Linked DNA regions of Mus musculus: region 2 is linked to region 1. A link is a loop called in an ENCODE intact Hi-C map of the cell type or tissue named here. Cell type or tissue: left cerebral cortex. All regions are shown on one strand.

What was found. A loop is a pair of places that touch in the nucleus more often than their neighbours do. Peaks named below come from ENCODE experiments on the same cell type or tissue, not always from the same donor. Only the 100,000 strongest peaks of a DNase experiment are listed, where the experiment ranks them.
Region 2: a loop joins it to region 1, with 2.1 times the contacts of the local background. A loop is called at or near these places in 1 of 42 quality-filtered maps.

Annotation. Positions count from the first base shown.
Region 1 is chr6:126,424,439-126,432,438 of GRCm38, reverse strand. No RefSeq gene overlaps it. Among named protein-coding and RNA genes, the nearest start is that of Gm33276, 62 kb to the right of the region's middle. In left cerebral cortex, no CTCF peak of the experiment used is centred here; a DNase peak (open chromatin) is centred at 3,614.
Region 2 is chr6:126,337,045-126,345,044 of GRCm38, reverse strand. Gm33276 (a long non-coding RNA gene) reads left to right here. Exons shown (of 4, transcript XR_378033.4): 2 at 7,543-7,672. It also overlaps the pseudogene Gm44431. Among named protein-coding and RNA genes, the nearest start is that of Gm10415, 12 kb to the right of the region's middle. In left cerebral cortex, no CTCF peak of the experiment used is centred here; a DNase peak (open chromatin) is centred at 4,606.

The DNA.
Region 1 (8,000 bases):
CAGAAGACACCATTTGATATTCAATGACTTCAAGAAAAATCACTAAGGTATGTAACATAGTGTCCTTCTCTGTTGCTATGATTAAACACCATTTTTTTTTAAATTAAACCAAAATGGGGGAATGTTAGTATTTTGTCTAGGCTCTGCCTCACAGTTACCTGGCAACAGCCAGGTGTCCTGACTCACTATAAAAGGGGCTGCTTGCCCACTCTGCTCTCCCCACTTCCTTCCCCCTTCTCTTTCCACGTGCTCATGCTCTGCCTCTCTTCTTCTTCTTCTTCTTCTTCTTCTTCTTCTTCTTCTTCTTCTTCTTCTTCTTCTTCTTCTTCTTCTTCTTCTTCTTCTTCTTCTTCCTCTTCCTCCTCCTCCTCCTCCTCCTCCTCCTCCTCCTCCTCTTCTTCTTCTTCTTCTTCTTCTTCTTCTTCTTCTTCTTCTTCTTCTTCTTCTTCTTCTTCTTCTTCTTCTTCTTCTTTTTCTTCTTCTTCTTCCTCCTCTCTCTCTCTTTCTCTCTTTCTCTCTCCCTCTCTCTCTCTCTCTCTCTCTCTCTCTCTCTCTCTCTCTCTCTCTCTCTCTCACTCTTTCCCTCCCACTCTCTGTCTCTACTACCCTCTCAACTCTCTCCATTCCCTGAATAAACTCTATTCTATACTATACCATGTGGTTTGTCCCTCAGGAGAAAGGGATGCCCCAGCATGGGCCCAAGGAGGCACCCCCTTCCCCCATACCTGACTATATATCCACCAAACATATTTCTTTTCTCCTTATCGTTTTATAAAAAACAACACTGGCCAAGAGTAGTTTGTGGAGGAAAAAGGTTTATTTGCCTTACAGTGCCATATTATTCCAGGTGTTAGCTGGAAATGCCAAAGGGTGGCATATCCACTATTAAGGGAAGCCAAGGCAGGAATCTCAGGGTAGGAACCTGGAGGCAGGAACTGAAGCAGAGACCATGAAGGAATGTTGCTTTCTGGCTCACCTTCCATGCTGGTTCTCTGTGAGGTTTCTTATACCACCTAGTACCACATGTACAACCTACAGGTAGTATTGCTCACAATGGGCTGGGCCTTTGACCATCAGTGTTCAATGAGTACAGTGCCCCACAGACATGCCCACAGGTGAATCTGTTGAAGGCAGTTCTTCAGTTGGTCTTCCTTCTTCCCAGGAGAACCAAGTTTTAGCCATGATTAGTCATGTCCATTGTTAATGTAATTTAATTGCTGGGAGAGAGGAGTCCTGGAACCAGGTGCCCAGAACCCCCTCTAGAATCAACTCTTACAGCATCTATGATGTCAATAGCAAACTTAATGTCAGTGCTAAGAGGGGTTTTTAGTATCACAAGTGATTTAAGAGAAAAAGCACAGAGAGACAGTAGACCTGAGTCTACATTTATTGCTACCATCAACTTGCCATAGCTTCAGACAATAGCCTTCCCCGAGGTTCATAATTTCATCTATTGTGAAAGAGTCCATCTAGATCTAAGCTAAAGTCCTCTCCACACTGAGTGAACCACATGTCTTGTGTGGCAGTCTTTGTAAGAAGACCCTGTTGAACTTATATATCAGAGAGAGATGCCAGGGAGTTAGAAGTGTGTGACAACTTGGGGTATGCTGCTTAAAATCCTCAGCATCTTTTCACAAAGATCTCTACTGCATCTTTGGAAGGAAAGAGAAGGAATAGGGCAGGGTAGTGATGGAGATGGAGGGGGAGGGGAAGGAAAGGGATGGAGAGGCAGGGGGAATGGAGGACAGGGAGAGGTGGAGGTGGAGGGATAGGTAGGGGCAGGGAAAGGGAAGGGAGAGTGGGAGGGGAAGAGGAAAGGGAGGGAGAGGGAGATAGAGAGGGAGAAGGGGAAGGAGAGGATATGTAGAAGAGGGGGATGAAGAGGGGAATGGAGAGGAGGAGAAGGGGAGGGGGAGGGAGAGAAGACAGGAAGGAGAAAGCTTGCCAAAACAAGGGAAAAGGTGGTGCTGGGACCTCAGGAAAGGATGTGAAAGTTTGCTTGGAAATGTTAAAGAACAGAGAGCACATATACTGTTACCTAGCTTTGTCTCTTTGTCTCTTTCCATAGCCGCCTATGTCTGTGCTTTTCAGGCTGGTGTCAATCAGCCCTGGTCAGTCATCATCTGAGAAACTTCTCTATGCAACGCAACCCTTGGGTCATAGCAAGGATGTATCCAGGCTAAGATAGGTTAATAAAGGAAAAAAAAAAAAAGAAAACAAAAAGAAGAAAAAAATCCATGGTTTTAAGAAATGGCTGTAAATATGCATGAAAATGTAATTACAAATGCAGAAGCATATTTAATTAGAATGTCAAAGGAAATAGAACTTTAAGAGGGGCCTGAGAGATGGCCCAGAAGTTAAGAGTGCTTGCTGCTCTTACAGAGGACCCCCCCATATTTGATGGGTCACAATCTTCTGTAGTTATAACTTAAAGGGGATACCATGCCTTCTTCTAGCATACACACACACACACACACACACACACACACACACACACACACACAGCAGAAATAAAGAACATCCCCAAGCCCCGGATAATACTCTAGTTCTTAATTAAGCTCCCACATGCTTTCCACTCTCCTGAATCCCCTCTTCCTGGAACAACACATTTGCTAATCTACTTTCCATAGACAGGAAGGACAGGCATTTGCTCATGTCTCAAAATCATTGATTAGGGCGCACATGACTTCACACAACAAAATCCCCCCCCCCTTGCCGCTGCTGTATGTCAGGGCTGTAGATAAGAGGAGTTCCCAGGGACTTTATTTTAGACTGAATCTAAAAAATAAAAAAGGCAAATACATGGCTTACTTATGGCTGTGCTCTTGGCAATGCTGAGCATAGCTTTTAGGGGACAGCATTTCTGTTTTGACAAGAACTGATGACAAGAGACTCTTGACTGGCAATTTGTTACATTTAATAATAATAGAATTTGCTCCCAGTCTAGCTTTTGGCTCTCTCAGTTGCAACAGTTTGTTTGTTTGTTTGTTTGTTTGTTTTGGGGGATTCTTTTTTATCAGGAGCAGGGATTAAGAAACCAGAGGATCTATTTATGCTACATATTGTCTTCTGTTCCTGCAGGTTTGATCTCAGTACAGGAGAATACCACATGGATTAGAGGTAGAGTTTTTTAGTGTAGAAGTTAAGAATACTTTTAACCAGTTGGAGGTCCTCTTCACTCTGTACTAAAAAGTCCACAGACTCCCCAGTATCTGTCCACATGCATACATTCAAACATACATACATACATACATACATACATACATACATACATTACAGTTCAATGAAAGTCATTTACTGAAACCATCCTACCACATGAGGGCATGCTTGGATATTTTGCTGGCAAGGTCTTGGGTAGACCAGTACAACTGAGAGTGCTTGAACTTGAGATTGCATGAGTGTGTTGGAAATTCTGCCCTTGAGAGTAAGGAGCAGATGATGTCCTGAGTGAGTATTTTATTGACATGAGTGTGGTCGTGTCTCAGACCAGAGAACTTTCCATTGAGACAAGCTCACCCATTCTCCTGTGCTGTGCATAGTAACAGCCCTGAGTTGTTACACAGTTGGTACTCTCCACCAGATTGGTCACATCCCACACAAAACCAGCTCTTCCATATGTGTGTCCTTCATTTCTCCCCTCCTGCTGTTGCTCACCCAGGTTTCTAGGACCAAGCTGCACCGAAGATTCAAGGATATGTCAAATGTGTCTTCCATTCTTATACCAGTAGTCTACTGATCTACTTACAAATTCCCTCCACTAAACGCAGCTCAACCCACTGGTCTGGTTCTTCAGCTTCATCCTGCTCATACCTGAACTTATGCATCTGGAAAAGTTCTATGCTGCCCTCAAAAAAGTGCTTTCTTGTTGAGCACAAGGGATTGGGTATCTAAGATATATTGACAGAGGAAAGAGGTATGTGGAGTGTTTGGAAAGGCAAACTTCTTGCTGACATTATTGGATAGTATAGTCCTTCTCAGCCTTCCTAATGCTGTGACTCTTTAATGTAGTTCCTCATGTTGTGGTGACCCCTCAACCATCAGATTATTTTGTTGCTACTTCATAACTGTAATTTTGCCACTGTTATGAATCACAGTATAAATAAATGCCTGATATGTAGGATGCCTGATGTCGCGACCCACAGGGTGAGAAACTCTGAGATAGTACATGACTTTTTCTCATGGCTGTGACCACGTATTCTGACAAGAAGCAATGTAAATAGGGGGGTTCCTTTGCCACACAGTTTGAGAAAGTGTAGTCTGTTATGCCAGGATAACAGAGGCAAGGGTGGATGTGGCTGTGGAGGTGGGGAATTGCTTACATCTGAGTAGGTAAGGACATATAGACAGAATAGAATAAAATCCAAGTTAAGATAGCATCTCGCAGATCCCATCTGCATAACGTACCCCCTTCCTGCTCTGCCTCATGAACATTCTTAACCTTTCCACATAGAACCATCAGGTGGGGACCAAGTATGCAGATATCCTAACCACACACAGAGACTGGGAATTTGGCTTTAATTGATGCATTTTGTAAATATACATACCTCCTACCTAGACTACTCACCTACAGACAATGAGGACCTCTGCCAATGTCTTGTTAGCATAGTCATCAATAACTTAGTGTAATTTTGTAAATGTGTAGAAGTGTTAGGTTAAAATTAGCTTACTGTATAACTGAAGAAACATGTAAGGGTATGGTATAATTTTAACTAAAATTACATGTATAAATACATTCTTAGGTAATCATCTATATTTTATATAATTTACTTACGCAAGTAAAAATTAAACACAGAGACTATGTGGACTGTCTCACTGCTTTAGAGAGAAGGAGGTAACCTTCCTTGTCTAGCATTTCATTTACTTTTTTTTCCTAACAATTGTGTCACCATTGCACTGCAATAAACAAATTATTATTTTCAAAATGTGTGATTAAGAAAACAACTGCTCAATTTTTCTTTCACAAGTCACCCAGGTGAGTGATGAAAGAACAGTCCTGGGATTGACAGCTCACAAGTAATGACTCAAAAACAAAGAAGGACATGAGTCATTTCTGGGTCACCTCACTTATTATAATGTTTCTAATATTATCCATCCATTTATCTGTAATTGCATCTTTTCTCTGAGTCTTTACATGTGACTGCATAACCTAGAATAACTGAAAATCTGGAAGAAAAAAAATGGATCATGGATGGGGCCTGTGTAGGAGTTCTAGAGAGGGGAGTAGTAAGACATGGGTGCTAGAAAGGGAGAAATGGGAAATGGGAAATGGGAAAAGGGGGAGGGGTGATCTTTCATTGGGGAGGGGAATGGAAGAAGGAGAAATAACAACAAAAATGTTTGAAAAGGCCATAAGGAAACATTTTATGTTTACCTGAAATAATACACACACACACACACACACACACACACTCGCACATGCACATGCACACTCACACATACATCTTTTTCTTAGGATAAGCTAAAGTTAGCAAGTAGCCTTTCTGGAGGTGGTCCACCTTTATTGCATGGTCTGAAATGGGTAAGCTTTATGAGGCAAGGTCCCAAAGAGACTTCGTCTCAGGATTGCTTCTTAGCAGTTGATATGCCTTTTTTTGTCATTACTAAATTAATATGATAGTTTATGGGCATTAGTCCATCCTATTGATCAGATCCTGCATATCATCATAAAGGTAAATTTTCATGAATTAATGCTGTTTAGATGAATTAATGATGCTATAGAATTTCTGGCTTGATTCAAATAACTTTAGGAAGATTTTAGAGATGGTTTTAGTTGTTTTGCTAGAAAGATGTAATAAAGTTAGAATCAAGAATAGAATATTCCCGTTCCTCATAATAGCAAGTAAAGTCTTCATAATAAGAAATATAGTGAGTTTTCATAATCACACTAAAAGTCAAATAGAATTGGGACAAATTTTTGTTCAAGCAAAAACATTTAGGTTGAAGGATAAAGTCATAGGTGTGTACTATGATAAGGCAAGGCCATGAAAAAACTGTTGCTTTGAACTTATAATGAGCATATAGAATGAAACACTGCTTTGAACTCAATATCAACATCCTCTGTAACTTCCATTTTATGTAACATTTTGTCTGTGAGGTAATGGTCTAAAGAACTTTTTGGCTGAGAAAGTTCAAAAAGGCCAGAGAAAAGAAATAAAGCTGGTTGGGTACTTTGGCTTGAGGGGCTTTGCCCCATCCATCCATCCAAATGTATATATGTCTGTTTGTATGTACATGTGTAGGCATATGTGTGTATGTAAATGTGCATGAATACTTGTGGAGTGTATCAGACAGGTGGTTGGACCCAACAAAATGTGAATGTGTTAATGTGTGAATGAAAATATAAATGTGCATATGAATGTATATGCTTCTGTGCCTATTTATTTGCCTGTGTAAAAGATTGGAATTCTTTTAATTTCCTTAACTTCTGGTTCACAAACAGATAACCATCAAATTCAGAGAGGCTTCTGTCTGCCTAGCCAGACAAGGGAGTCCTAGAAGTAATTCCTTTATCTACCCCCTTCCCCACTGTTAGCAACAAGTCAATAGGTCCAGAGGCTTGCAGCTTCTGGCTCAGAGTACCTTAGTCAGGATAAGTATATGTGATTATAGAAAGCAACTCTAACCCCTCCCAAGACCAAGTCTTGCTCCCCACTGATGCTCTTCTCCCTTGGCAATCTTCAAGAGAGAACCTAAGCTCCAGAGATGGCCTCAGTGATAATTTTTACCCCCCAAACCACAGACTATTTAACAAAACTCCCAGTGCCAGTAATAAGCCAATGCCCTTTGAGTTATTGGCCAAGGGTGCCCAAGAGACTGGCTGCACACAGAAATTGATGTTAAGACCCTACTGGTGAAGGCATCACACACTTTGGACACAGCAGTTGGAGGAATGGAGTTGGAACCGATCTGGAAACCTCCTCTCTGAAAACCACAGTTTCTGAGGCTGCTATGCAAACTAGAAAAGAAATAAAATAGTCCTAGTCAGCTGTAATGCCTTTGAACCACAACAATGACAAGCATGGTAAGATCTTCCCAAGAGTGCAGTAGTGGCACTTACACCTCACGGGTAACCTCCAGCTATCAAGTTGGACTTAAGGCCTGTGAAGTAGGAGGGAATTCATTCCTGATACTATAAACCTAGCCAACCATCTGTGGATGGAGATGTCACAGACCCTAGAGGACAGCCTACTGAAGTGGAGACTTCTGGGCGGGAAAGTCACTATGTCAAATGATGTTTTGCCAGAGCACACAGGTGAAAGGATATCTTGCTAAAGGAGACACAGGAAAGAATGTTTTCCTGAAGTAGATACAGGTGAAAGGATGCTCTGATATAGCAAACATGTGGAAGGACCCATAATGAAATAGTATAAATATGATCCCATAGACAGTGGAGGAGGAGCATTGGTTTGGTTTGTTCTACCTCACTATTCTCCACTAACAACATGCATGTATTGGTTGGCCTTACCTAGCATAGTTGAGCTCCACTTGTGGTAACGCTGCCATTAAGACAAACTCACCAAAGAACAAAGGCACTTGTGAAGTTCCTGCAGCAGCTTGCTGCTTCAGTAGCCTTGTCTGGGGTCAGTTGGTGAGCCTTGTAGTTTCTTCAGGGTTGAACTACAGCTGCTGGTTTGTGCATGGTGTCTGCGTGCTTAGAGGACTGGACTGAAGCTGCTGGCTTGTATTTGGTGTTTGCTATGGGACTGAACTGCTGACAAAGAAGATTTAGCATGCCCCCAAAGAACTATTGCTAAACAGGTCCACTTCCCCAAATCCTAATATCTTTTCTCTTCCACTTCCTCTGCTGGGTGATAGGCAAAGGGAGCCATTAATCGTTTATTAAAATAGGCTGCAAAAAACTTATGCCTACAACCAAGTACTGTTTATTTCCTAAACTAGTGTGATATCCAACTGTTTTTTAAATACTCTTATACCCACAGACGGGTGTAGCTTTCATCCTTAATTTTGCAGCAGATAAAGGCCATTGCAGAAGCCATAGC
Region 2 (8,000 bases), 87 kb after region 1:
TTCCTCTAGGATACTTGGTTTTCTTTTCCTTTTCCAAAATGTGTCTGAGGGCACGGATGATAGCTTGTAAAGTGCTTGCTGTGCATGCCTAAAGACCTGAGTTCAATCCTTAGAACCTACATAAGAGAGCTTTTCATGATGATATTGGCTTTTCATACCAAAGTTATGGAGGCAGAAGCAAGCTGATTCCTATAGTTTTCTAGCCATTTAACCTAGATTAACCAGGCCAGTGAGAGACCCTGCCCTCCAAAACAAGGTAGATGGTATATGGAACACATGGAATACAAGAAATGGAGTTGACCTCTGACCTACACACACACACACACACACACACACACACACACACACACACACACAAACAGAGAGAGGGGGAGAGGGAGGGAGGGAGGGAGAGAGAGAGAGAGGGAGAGAGAGAGAGAGAGAGATCAAATGAGAAGGTTGGGCTGTGTTGTTCAGCTGCTCAGCTGTCTAGAAAGGGTTGAGGGGTGTCAGCATAAGCTTGCCTGGGGAAGCCAGAGTCCAAACATAAATCTGAAATGCAATTCTAGTTGTATATCTAAAAAAAAAAAAAAAACTCATGAAATGCCAGAACCTTGTAGTCTGTCTAGAAAACTGTAAAGATCTTTCACCTTTGAAACTGTCTAATGACAACAATAACAGACCCTCAGAATGAACGTTTTTAACATGACATCACTGGTATTTTAAAATGAGAAATCAAGGGTGTTGTAGATGATTTTTTTTCATGGATACTCAGAGTTGAAAGGGTGAAGGATACCCCACTTTAGTTCCCTCCCACTGCCCCAGGCTGTCCAACTTTTCTGCTGTGGCTCTTGCAGAATGCTGGGATGACTGCTGTCCAGCTCTTCCCGAACTCCATCTTTTGGAAGGCTGAGGTGTGGGTAGATGCTGCACTATTTCCTAGGGGGCCATTGAGCAGTCATCTCTTTTGGAAAGAGCCAAAACAGCTTCAAGGACTCAGGGATGAGACTAAACATGGTTAATCTTCATCTCCCCTTTTTCAGCCCATCTACCCCAATTCTTTTTCAGCCACTACTCAGGAAAACCCTCTTCCCTGGATCTGTAGGAGTTCTAGTTTCCTAAAGAGCTGAATATGAAATATAGATGACAGCAGAACATATTAAGGGAGGAGCACAGATTTAAAGTCAGCTTGCAAGGTAGTTGTGTGAGCAACGGAGACAGGGAAGAGTAAGCGTGGTCTAAGGCCTGCTAGGGTGGCAGATCTGCTGTGTGGGTGGGCCTGTGTTTCCACCACAAAACCCCATACATGGAGTAGTGTAGAGTTAGTAGAGATCCCTTCCTTACATTTTGAAGCTGGGAAAGTCCTGATCAAGATGCCATGGGGTCCAGTGTCTGGTGAGAGCCCACTTCCTAGTTCATAGATGGGTGTTTTCTATTGTGTCCTCATGTGGTAAAAAAGGTCAGGTGAGACCCATACTCTTTTTATATAAGGGCTCTATTTCTGTCATTTAGAACTCATATACTGTCTAAAGAAGCCATCTCCAAGAGCTGTTACACTGAACAGTGGGGTTTATCGTGAACTTGGGGTGACAGAATTGACATTTTCTCTATGTAATGTAAGTGGGAAGTTGGTCTATCACGTTATTTTGTGGAGGGAATGGAGAGGCATATATCTAATTTTCCCAGAAAGCCAGATCCTTTTGGGACCCAAGTCATCTATCTCACTGTCATACTCTGGGAGGCATCTTTTTGATGACCCTCTCCTCAAAGGAAACTCAACTCTATTGTGTCCTTTTTCTCAGTTCCAGAGTGACCATAAGCATTATGGCCAATCATACATGTGTTCATCTAATGATTCTAGAGGAGAATTTTAGAAGAATCAATTAGTGATGGAGTCAATAAGCTGAACTGCACTGGGATGCAAAATGTCCAGAAAGTGAAGCCGGGTTCATACACCATTTGTTTGTGACCTTCTGTTGCGTTGCTTTCCACCAGAGCTGAGAAAGACACTCTTAGCTCACTGGTCCTGTTCGCATGATGTTCAGCCAGGTTGCCATGTGTTGGTATGAATGTTTTCTCCAGGTGTCAGACACTTATCAGGGGCAGGGCAATGGATGAGAAACTCCCCAAACTAGTGTCCCTGCACACCTGATTCTATCTCTAGTATATGGCCCTTGAAGTCATCATGGGTGAATGTCACAATCTGGGTGACAGATTGGCTGCACATTCAGCTCCTGAGAAACCTCTCAGGGGCTCTGAGCAGCTAAGAGGGAGGTCATTTCAGACCTAGGAAGGAGAGTATCTGCTGAGCCATGCAGAAGGATCGTTGTAGAGTTCTCCTTCTCTTCCCTTTTGAAGATCAGGCTGATCCCAAAAGGAGGGAGAAAAACTTATTTGTTAGGATTGAGGTTGACACCCTGGAACAAATTAAAAATGTGTTCTCTGCCCCCAAGTGCTAGAGACAAGCAGCATCCTGCCTCTGGGGAAAGTGGCCTGTCCTAAGCTTTGCTGTAACTCTGTAACTGTTAATAACTTTTAATTGTGTCTTTTCAAACAAACACACATACAGAAAAAAAAATCCATTCATTCAAGGAAGGTTTATGTTCCTCCTCCTTGTGGGCTTGGTTGGGGCTAATGATTGTTACCCTATGTAACACTATGTGTTGCATAGTGTAAACACTATGGGATCTTGTCTAGGCAAGAATAAGAGGAAGGGAGAAAGCCATGCCATTGAGTCAAGCTCTTCAGTCCCCAGTGTCTGGGGGTGATGGTCCTTGTTGCTATGGGGCTCTAGGCAGACTCGGTCATCCTAGAAATGTCCAGGGCTGGGCTCTGTTCCTCACATCATCTAAAATGGGGAAAACCATAGACTCTACATAGCTGAGCTCTCTTCCTGCACCTTCATCTGAGCTTTACCCTCTGGCTCTAACATAGAAGGGTTCAGCCCTCTCCCTAGTTCTTTGGAGGAGCCAAAGATCTGAAGATCTGAAAGTGTATTTGTAAGGGCAGATAGGAATCTAAGGCTGGCTGCTGCTTGCCTGCCTGGGTACCCTTGTCTGAAAGGTACCTGTCCCTGGACAGTTGGATAGAAGAGTCTATTGCCCCCTTGATCCCTGCACATTTTCTTCCTTTAGAAAGGATAAAGTCATCCCTTTCTCCTCTCCCTTATGAATGACATTTTGTCCCCCTGCCCCGTATCCTGGTTAGTTTCATTTACAGTTCATGGGGCTGTTCTGTGGCTTCTGCCTTATGTAACAGCTTTCTTAATCATAAGGCCAAAGTGCAAGGCAGTTGGGCTGGTGGGTCCTGGTGATTTTGTTTGCCTCATGATCTTACAGAGGGGGGCACAGATACTGTGTTCACATTTAGTTGGTCCATCTCATGCAGGACAGAAATGTCTGCCACTTTGCCTGAGAAACAAACCCAAAGAACAAAACCCATTCCCAATCTGGTCACCCTGCTTTTCAGCCCCTCCTCAGACGAGCTCTCCCCAGACGAGTTTGACCTTACACGGCTGGGAAGGCTGTTACTTTCCACTTCAGCCCACTGTATGCTGCTGCTCATGTGAACTGCGGGAACTTGCCCCTTTCTCTTATTATCTCATGAACTCTGTGAGGCTCATGGCCCGGAATGGTCGCTTTAGCATCAGTGTTTGTGTCCTTGGTGGGAGGGCCCAGAGACCATTAGTATTTGGAGGAATAAAAAAAGCCAAAGCAGGTATAGAGGTCATTGGATCATGTGCTGCTATTGTTAATGAAAATAATTTAAGATATTAATATAGAGTAGAATCCAGAGTCCCCAGGAAGCCATCACAATCAGGAGATCAAAGCTTAAATACCCTCAGCACTGGGTTACTTCGTTGAGGTGGGAGGGGGTCATGGAAGTTACCCATATAGGACACTTTCCCATGCCATTCTACCCTATAACACAAAGACAGTAACCAGGGAGTACCCATGAAGTCCAGAGGAGATGGGGAAAAGGCAGCAAGGTAAAGAAGAAATAGAGGGCAGGGGAGATGGTTCAGTGGATGAAGTGCTTGCTGTGCAAGGATGAGGGTCTGAATTTGGATCCCAAACAGCCATGTAGAATCTGGGTGTGGGAACGCACATCTGTGTCCCTAGTGCTGGAAGATGGAGACTGGAGGACCAGTGGCCAGCCAGTCTATTCAAAAGAGTGAGCCACAGGTTTAGTGAAAGATCCTATTTATAATAATATTACATAATAATGATAAAACAACAACAATAATAATGATATAGAGGAGGCTATATGTGGTCTTCACATGTGCACATGCATACCAGAATACACACACACACACACACACACACACACACACACACACACACACACAGGAAGTAGAACACAGAGGTAGAAATTTTAACCAAATGTCCTCCCTGCATAGATCTTTCCCTCTTTTTGCCCAGAGAGTGCTGGCTCAGGAGCCTTATCAGAGCTTATACATTCTACCCTCTATTTGGCAACCCTCCCCACCCCCCGCCCCTGCCCTGCAGCCCCTTCGCCTGCCCACCCTCCTCCTTCCCTTGCTGCCTCCAAAATCAATTTTCAGCAAGAGCAGCAGGTTCTGAGCCATCTGGGGTTGCTGGCAGCATCACCAGCCCGTAAGCAGCTCAGTCTGTTTGCGGTAAACCAGCCCCCGAGTTTCTCTGCCATCCACAGCCTGCCCTCTCCCTCCTTCCCCCACTGCAAGAGGGAGGAGGAAGACTTGGTACTGGACCAGAGGGGTCTTCTCTTGAGGAGTCATCCAGCTCCAAAGTGTATAGCACTTTGAGTGGGTAGCAGGGTCAGGCCTTGCTGGCCCCAGGCAGCCAGACAGCACTCACAGGCCACTTCCCCACCTGTGGGGAAGGACGGATGCGTTAATTAGCAGGCAGAGCACCGTGTAGGGGAGGCTGGAGCAGTGCCACAATCACAGAGAGTCACTCCTCACCTCGGCGCAGGCTCCATCTTGGTGGCAGCTCCTTTCCTCTTGCCTGAAGTTAAGGAGGGAGGATGGAAGACCTCCTCGTGCCTGTGTGTCACGGCACCTCTGCAGATTTACAGAGGATGCAGTTGGTCTGGAGGATGACTGAACCGGTGTACTCTGGATGTGGTGACCACAGCCTATGAGTTTGTGTTAGGGCGAGCATCCTGTCCACACCACCCTTGTGCATACATACTCTGAGCATGTCTTCAATCATCACCTACTTCTCCAAGTAGTTTTAGTCTTCCACCCAGGAGAGCATTTTAGATGATGTCATCAGCATAAAGACCCACCACAGTGTTTTTTGTTTGTTTGTTTGTTTGTTTGTTTGTTTTCATTTTCTCTGACACCTCCCCCACCCCTCCGCAAGCTCCATTGTTCACAGTATCCTTGATTGTAGTCTATAGCCAACTTTTCTTTCAGTTACCAATTGACACAGAGCTTATTCTCAGATTAGCCTGACCCCAGGTGAACAGGGAAAGAGGCATTGAGAATATGACCCTTCCTTCTAGAACTTTCCCTGAGGGCCTAGGTGTGTCAAGACCTTGCCCCTGTCACTTCTCTAACTTGCTTCTCGTTCTTTGCCAACACACTCAAGTGTACTGGGAGAAGAAAAGGTGTCATGAATAAGCTGGACACCAGGGGCTAGACACAGCTTTATCACTGTCTCCCTGGCCTTCGATCATCCCACCTACCTTGAGCCATGGCAGTGTCTGCTGTGAAATAAGCAGTTAGCATGTCAAATTGTGTTGATTTTCCTCAACATCAACGCTGATATGAAAACTCCACACATTTGTGGAAATCGCTACTCCTTAGTTGAAACTCAAGATTCACAATGATTCTCACCTCATGACCCGCTGCAAAGTAGATTTTTCAAAAAGGTAGAATTCTGTAAAGTTAGTTTTCACAAGGTTTTCGAAATCCTGTTACATGTCACAAATTATTTTGGGTAATGTGGGGAGATAGGTTGTAAGAAAAGGGCCTACAGAGTAAGTTTACATGGAGGGCCCTACATGGCTGGGCATCCATAGACCAATTGCCCTACACAAAGATGATGAGGCTGCTGTTGGGAGAACCAAATTAGTTATGTTCCATACCCTTGACTTCTGTTTTCCAGCCACATGTAACTTTGCAGCAAATACTCATTGACGAAGGCATAAAGACTCTGAATCATGGCCCCTGCATGCCGCCCCATTCACAGTCTTTTTAGTTTAAGATGGGACTAGTTGTCTTTCTCTAGCCAGTGCCACAGGGGAATAGATGCCCCCTCAGCTTTCCAGCACAGCCCTGACATTCTTCTTGTGCAAGGTGGGTTGGTGTGAGAAATCTAATGCCCATTATAGGCAAATTCCTGGACTGACTGAAGGAACATTCAGGGACTTCTACACACACACACACACACACACACACACACACACACACACACACACACACACACATACACACACAACCATGACAGTTGTTTGGGAACATCTTTAGAGGAAGCAGCACCTGCCTAAGGGAAGGGAATCAGTACAGATAGAAGGAAGAACAGTCACTGAAAGCTGGTGGCTGCATTGAGCCCCCAGCACTCCTAATGACAGGAACCCATGGCGGCCAGAATGTACTGAGTCAAGCTCCTTCCAAGGAATCATTAAACTTCTTTGCCTCCTCTCTATCCCTCAGATCAGGATTGTATTTGTGTTCTTACATACTTGGTAATGCTGTCTTTCTGGTGTTTGTTGCTGGTGAAATTGCCCACACAACACTGAGGGGTTGGGAGGAGAACCAAGCTCACAAAGACAGGGAAGAACTACAATGGTTGGTTTGCTAAGCAGGCATGGTGTGAACATCCTCTGAAGTGCTTGCTTGTGCTTGGAGGTGAGGGCTCCTCTCAGTATTCCCAGAGAAGCAGAATGGAGTGGTTAAAGACTCACAACTGGTCAAGGTGCCCAGAACAAGTGACTGTTGAATGCTCAACCTTACATATGTCACCCACGTGGAGGCCCACAGAAGAGGGGTAAGAAAGACTGTAAGATCCAAGGCTGCTGGGTGTGTGTGAGAGAGTGTGTACGTGTGCGTGCTGTAAAACAGTGTCTTCTAGACACGGCACAGCCCCCGCACTCACTCAGGAACTCACCTCAGCTGTTGGCACCTGCGGAAGACCTACAGCAGACTGTGCCCTGTCAACATTTCATCCTGCATGGGGGAGGGGCTGGTGTGGCTGCCCCATCTGTCACTGGGGGACAATGAGAAGTCTATGGGTTCTGGAAGAGGAAGTGTCATTTTCTTCAATGATATTGCCGCTGGTGTCTGTATTGTATAAGTAGCCCAACACTCATGATCTTGCAAGCAACCTTCACTGGGTGGGGTGAAAATGAAATCGTCAAAGAAGAAGGGGGCCTGTTGAGGGAAAGAATTTCAGTGGGAGAAAGAGGGGGAGGGCAGAAGGTAATGGGGAAAATGACCAATTGTGTGTAGGGAGTGTGTGTGTTTGCACACGTGTGTGCATGTGAGTTTGTCAAAGAATTATAAAATGAAGGGGGTGAGCTGTGGAGAGTGACATGCCAAAAAGTAAAAATTGTCATCTCTCCATTCTGTCCTAGATCTCTTGGACATGAGGACTGGTGTTTGCCTCTCATGGGTTTCCTCTGTGCATCAGACAAGGAACTGTCAACAGAAGAGGGAACTGAGAGAGACATTAAAGTCCAGGTTAGCTCACAAGACAGTGGAGAGGTAAGGGTGAGGCTACCTATCACCTCTCAGCTTTTTTTCTTCTTCAATTATTGTGGTTTTATTTAAATACAAAACATGCACGCAAGCCATCTATTCATTTTCTTTGCTGTGTAGCCTGGCATTGGGATTGGTGACTCTGATGGCCAGCTGTGCTGCTCTTTCTATGGTAGCTTTTCAGTTCTTAAAGAAAACATCGTGAGCAATCTCAGCACAGAAAGATTTGTTATACATCAGCTGGGCTTCCAGCTCCTTGACATTGTGGACCAGAAACTTCCAGAAGCCACTAGGCAGCATGTGCTTGGTTTTCTTGTTGCTCCCATAACCAACG